2 separate regions of the Homo sapiens genome follow, and region 1 is linked to region 2. Evidence: chromatin loops called from intact Hi-C (ENCODE). Cell type or tissue: stomach. All regions are shown on one strand. Links, peaks and the distances in the headings refer to the core of each region. The heading gives the core; the rest is flanking DNA. Region 1 has its middle 7.6 kb from the start of RAPGEF5. Region 2 overlaps RAPGEF5 (Rap guanine nucleotide exchange factor 5).

Region 1 (2,923 bases), core at 157-2,656, 63 kb after region 2:
CACAACCTTCCCAAGGGCTAAGCTGGTTTTTGAGGGTTTAGTTTTATATATATATATATATATATATATATATATATATATATATATATATATATATATACACACACACACACACACATACACACACACACACACACACACATGTGTATATATATAAAAATATGTATATATGTATATATATAAATATGTATATATGTATATATATAAATATGTATATATAAATATGTATATATATGTGTATATGTGTGTGTGTGTATATATATATATGTGTATATATATATATATATAGCAGTTATACCAACTAAACTAAAGGGTGCCCAGATGAAACTTCAACCAGCAAGAAGAGGAGGTGAGCTAGAACTGAAGAGAAAGGACTGGAGAGAGAGAGATGCCAGTGTTCAAAATCATGATGGTAAACAGTGGAGCTAGACCAGGGTGCTCAGGGAATAGAGGAGTAGCAGGGACACTCTGTCTTTGCTAAGCTTGAAGAACATGCTGCAGGTGACTTTCCATCTCCATTTGTATGGAATTTCAGGCAGTGACTCTTATGGCTTCTCTCATTTAATTTTTGTGGCTTCTCTCATTTAATTTTAAGAGAACAAAAAGCAGATCCTTGCAGGAGAAACCCAAGTCTTCCCGTGCTGCCTCTGCTGAGAATGCCAGACAGAACGGTTTGAGTACTTGATACTAACTCTATTTTTATGTTATCTTATGGAATGAATATGCAATTGAGAGAAATGTAGCAAAATAAGGAAACATGTTTCCAACCTAAAAATGTTAAGCCTTATTCATTTTATTTCCGTTTTCAAGAATCATAAATGTAACTATCTGCTATCAGACTGTTCATGACAAACCTGTGTGACACTGTGCTATTATTTTTGTAGTACATCACGCACTATGCATCATGCAAATATCCCCCTTGGGGATGATAAACCTTCTTTATATTATTTGCATTGGTGGCTCCAGCCAGAGACAGTGGCTGATAGGCATGGGTGCCAGATGGGGGCTCCTCCCTATAAGTTCATCTTCTATTCATTCACTAATAATCTTGAAAAAAAGTCTGTCTGTTCATGCCATTTCATATGCTGTTTACTACCACCATCCTGGAAATTTCTTTTTTAAAGTCAGTTGTGCAAATTCACCAGGCCCTTTAGTACTTAGGACATTTTTGAAAAAAAAAAAAAAAAATCTATGTGGTTGAATGCCCAAGAAGACAGAGGAAAAGGGTGATAAGAGAACTAACTTAACCAACAGACAGCAAGAAAGCCAAGACAATGGTGTCCCTTCTTTGCTTGTGGAAATCTACTCATCTTTACACAGGTCAAACAGTAGCTCCTCCTAGAAGCCCTCTCTGTTCTTTCCATTTGGGATTAATCCTTCCTTGGTAAACCTCAGCATTTACCTAAAATTATGATTCCACATTTACCACCCGTGTTATCATAGTCTATCTCTGCATTTGAATTAAGTCAGATTGGCCCATCTCAGCTATGCAAGATTATAAACCCTTTGAGGGCAGAAATTATTCTTTTTTATATTCTCCTCTCGCATCTAATACAGTGGCTACCATGTACTAGATTATAAGCAAATAAATGCACGCATGAATGAATGCTGGATGGATGAACAAATGAATGAACAAAATCATGATTAGCTAAACACTGCAATCCTAAGTTAAGGAAAGCAAGACAGAGGTCTCAGCAGATGCAGAGTCTCTGAGGTTGTAGGAAAGTACATTATCCCATGGGTGATGGGAGGCTATAAATGGACACCAGATGGTGGCATGTTCAGATCAGCAGGGAAGGAAGATGATTTTAGCATCAATATGTAAAGTGCTTTAGAATAGGGAGACACTGAAAGCTGGGCAGCCGGCAAAGCAGGTTACAGGATCCCAGGCGTGAAGTATTAAAATGGTAATCCATAAGATCAAGTTCATGGAAGCTTCTTCTGTGCTTTCTTTTGCTATTTGTATCAGTGCATTCTGTGTACAGAATTTCTGTGCTAATCAAATGAAGTGGTGTTTGTAACGCTGTTTGCACACTTTAAAGCTCTGCACAGATAGCACTGCCTTTCTTATAGGATTGAAAGAGAAGGGGCAAATGAAATGATGCCCTGGATAAATCAGGGCCTGGACCAGGAAAATAGGAGAGAAGACAGTGGAAAAGGAAACAAGGATTCAAAGTCATGCCCACACAGAAATTAGAAGCCTTTAAGAATATGCTTCTCCTCTGTCTGTGAATGTTAAGCATTTGTAGCATTGATCCAAGCTAAATACAGAATGAGCTGTGAGCAAACCTGTCTTAGAGGGTACTGGCAACATTATATGAGCTCAGATTGGCTTTTGAAGATCTCGATCAGAAGATATAAATCTGGGCCGAAGTACACTGAAAGCAGCAGAAGGTGTCCCAAGTTCTTAAACATAAAGAAGCCTTTAGCTTAGAGAAAATGACAGCACTCAAGGAATGACAAGGGAGTTGTTTTCAAATATTTTGAACGTGTTGAAAAAGAATTGGACTCATTCTATGCAGAGTTAAGACCAAAGTGGGAAACTACAGAGAGAAAAGTTTCTTCTCAACATAATAAGTGTTTTTCTATCCATTTAAAGTCCTTTTTAAACCTGGAGTGGCCCCTGTCCTTGCAAAATGGGGAGCTTAGGCAGGATTTGGTGGGATTTTGTTTCATCAGATGGAGGATTGGACTAAATGACCTGTAATGTCCTTTCTAATCAAAGATTCAGTTATTTCACTGGCCCTAGTACATAATGAAGTGGCTATAGGGCAGGGATTCTCAGACAGTGATCTGAGGATTCTGGACTTGCTCAAAGCCCTTTCAGGGGTTTCCCAAGGGTCCTAATAACACTAAAATGTTACTTTCCCCCTTTTCTCTCATTCTCTCGTAAGTATACATGGGTGTTTTCCAGAGGCTAAAG
Region 2 (2,923 bases), core at 157-2,656:
TTCAATATCTGAGTCATCTCAGGGTAGACATTAATTGCTTTTCCTTTGACAAATGGTCATATTTTCCTGATTATTTTGTGTCAAGTAATTCTGTATTATATCCTGGCCATTTTGAACATAATGCTATACAGCCTCAATGATTCCAGCTGCAGTTCAGTTTTCAATGCCTTTTCTATGGTACCTTGGGTCTGTCCCGCAGATGTCCAGCTCAGGAAACTCACATTTGTGTAGTTCATACACAAAATTAATGAAACCCTTCCCTAGGTTTACCCTCTCCTGGATTCCCCTACACTCTCAGACTAGCTGGGGCTCCTCTGCCCAGTTCTGACCAAAACCAAACACTCCTTGTCTATCATCTGCCTGCACTGCCACCACCACAGAGCTCTGAACCTGGGACAAACCTGTAAGAAAAAAGGAGAATCAAGACAAGGATTTCTCCATCCACCCCACCCCATCACACTCTTCAAAACTACAGGGACCCATTTTCCTGATTCTTCTTGCCAGAAAGATGGGGTTTCTACTATAGATTTTGACAACTGTGCCACCACTGATCTCCCTGTCTACATCTGAGGCCTGCCTTTGAGGCAACGCTGGGAAATAAAAGAAACGGAAAGGGAAAACTCACACCTGTGTAGGTCACTTCTCCAAAGTTTCACTTCGTTCCATAATTTGCCTGCTTTTGTTTACTTTTGAGGGGCCTCGGGTAGTTATTGTTTGTATTTTATCTAGAGGTTTCAGCTGTAATCAATACAAGAGATAGGCTGTAGTAGACTTGCTCCATCTTGGCCTGAACCTGTAGCTCCATCAATAGATTATTCTTCATAAGACTCTTCAGTGGAATTCGTTATTATCTTGCCATAGTTAACGTCTCATAAACAAGAGGCCAAAAAGTCAAGGTTTGCAGCAAAAAAATTAAGAGTAGGGCCAGGCGTGGTGGCTCACGCCTGTAATCTCCGAACTTTGGGAGGCCAAGGCGGGTGGATCACAAGGTCAGGAGATCGAGACCATCCTGGCTAACACAGTGAAACCCCATCTCTACTAAAAATACAAAAAATTAGCTGGGCGTGGTGGCGGGCGCCTGTAGTCCCAGCTACTTGAGAGGCTGCGGCAGGAGAATGGCGTGAACCCGGGAGGCGGAGCTTGCAGTAAGCCGAGATCGTGCCACTGCACTCCAGTCTGGGTGGCAGAGTGAGACTCTGTCTCAAAAAAAAAAAAAAAAAAAAAATTAAGAGTAGATAGGCCGAAAATATGCATTTCAGTTCTATTGTTAAATGTAATAAGATAATGAAAATGTAGAAAACACAAAAGACAGGAATAACCTATAACAAAAACTAATTTTCAATAGTTGGGAAGAGCTGAATATTCCACACAGTAATTACAGATTTTTTTATGAATTTAGAAATGAACTGTATGACATATTTTCATTTCTCAGGAAATAATTTTGGTTTTTTTCCCACAGCTTCAGAACCTTTGTGATAAGCTCCCAGGTATCACTTGTGGCACACGACTTGCCAGCTTGTTATCTGTATGAACTGAGCTCAACCCCTGTTAGTCGCTGAAGGCCTTACATTATTTACATATCGTCATATCCCTCACAAGGCCAAACACGGAAGCTTAAGATCAGTAGATGCCTGGTAAGTAAGTCGCTCCACAGAGTGCTGGTGACAAGTGGTTGTCTTTTCCCAGACCCTCTGCTCCCTGTTCATCTTCCTCACCTAAACATTAAGAGAAGCAAATTCCACGATCTTGTAATCCCTTTTGGATACAAATATGTATGAAGCTAAATTTGTGGACTTTTCAGAAGTGTCAGCCAAGTGGCGACAGGCAGCATGTTTGGTAAAATCTTTCTATCACAGTAATATTAGCCAGTCAGGACAGAGAGGGGGCTGTTTCAGCAGAAGCCATGTGGCTGAACAGGGTGTATATGGGAGCCACAGCCAGACCTTAGGAGTGTCAGCAATGCCAACAGACATCTAGGAAGGCCAATCAGCCAGGCAGGACCACCAGCATTAATCAAGCTGACACCCAACTTACACCAGCCTCATGCTCCAACAGCAGATGCCAAAAGAATGCCAAGAACAGTTATATCTCAGGGGCACAAAGGAGCTGGCTGCCTATCCACTCGCAAGACCAGTGAGGATGAAAAAATGCCTACTCTGACAGGAGAGCCTCCCCTGTCCTCCTCTGCCAAGGTCAAGGCGCCCAGACCACTCGCCATGTACCCAGAGGCTACCTTGAGAAACAGGGAGAAATACAGAGACTGGGCTCTTTTACTAAAAGACACTAAAAAGTTAACTAGAGAGACTTTTTAAATTCCTGTATTAGAATAACTTTACTAAAGGGTGCTTCTTCCCCCCACCCCACCCCCGCCTTTTTTTTTTTTGGTCATTCTGCAGGATGGCAGTTCATGTAGACAAACATCAGATCACTTAGAGAAAAACAAAGAAGCTACATTTTCTTTCCATATTTGAGTGCAATATGAGTTAAATTTTAGCAGTCCTCTCTATCTTAATCACAGCATAAATGTTAACTATTGTGTAAGTGGTAGGATACAGTTTTATGCATTCAAGCTTTACAGACTGTCTATTCAAAGCCCTACCCACTCCCACCCCTGGCAAGCTGGGAGCTGCTATAACCACAGCTGAATTGAAATAGTCAAGTTCCCTCACAGCCTAAAGGCCCAAACAAGGTAGTGTTAGAAGCATCTTACCAGTCCCAAGGGAATAATTAGACTGCCTTTTCCTACGCTGTTATTTCATCATTCCTCACCCATTCTTCCTCAACTCTCTGCTTAAAATAAAAGAGCTAGAAACAGTACATTCTGGATAACTTGATTTGGCTGTCTGTTGGAAGGAGATACCATAACTGTTCTTTTTTCCCCCAGAGATAGTACCCTTGACAACTGATTCAGTCACTTTTTTTT

Evidence for each region. A loop is a pair of places that touch in the nucleus more often than their neighbours do. Peaks named below come from ENCODE experiments on the same cell type or tissue, not always from the same donor. Only the 100,000 strongest peaks of a DNase experiment are listed, where the experiment ranks them.
Region 1: it touches region 2 in a loop (4-fold over the local background); 3 of 110 quality-filtered maps call a loop at or near these places.

What each region holds. Positions count from the first base shown.
Region 1 is chr7:22,363,298-22,366,220 of GRCh38, forward strand. No RefSeq gene overlaps it. Among named protein-coding and RNA genes, the nearest start is that of RAPGEF5, 7.6 kb to the left of the region's middle. In stomach, for the core only: no CTCF peak of the experiment used is centred there; no DNase peak of the experiment used is centred there.
Region 2 is chr7:22,300,412-22,303,334 of GRCh38, forward strand. The region is part of intron 5 of RAPGEF5 (Rap guanine nucleotide exchange factor 5); the gene reads right to left. Among named protein-coding and RNA genes, the nearest start is that of RAPGEF5, 55 kb to the right of the region's middle. In stomach, for the core only: no CTCF peak of the experiment used is centred there; a DNase peak (open chromatin) is centred at 1,560; H3K27ac peaks cover 568 bases.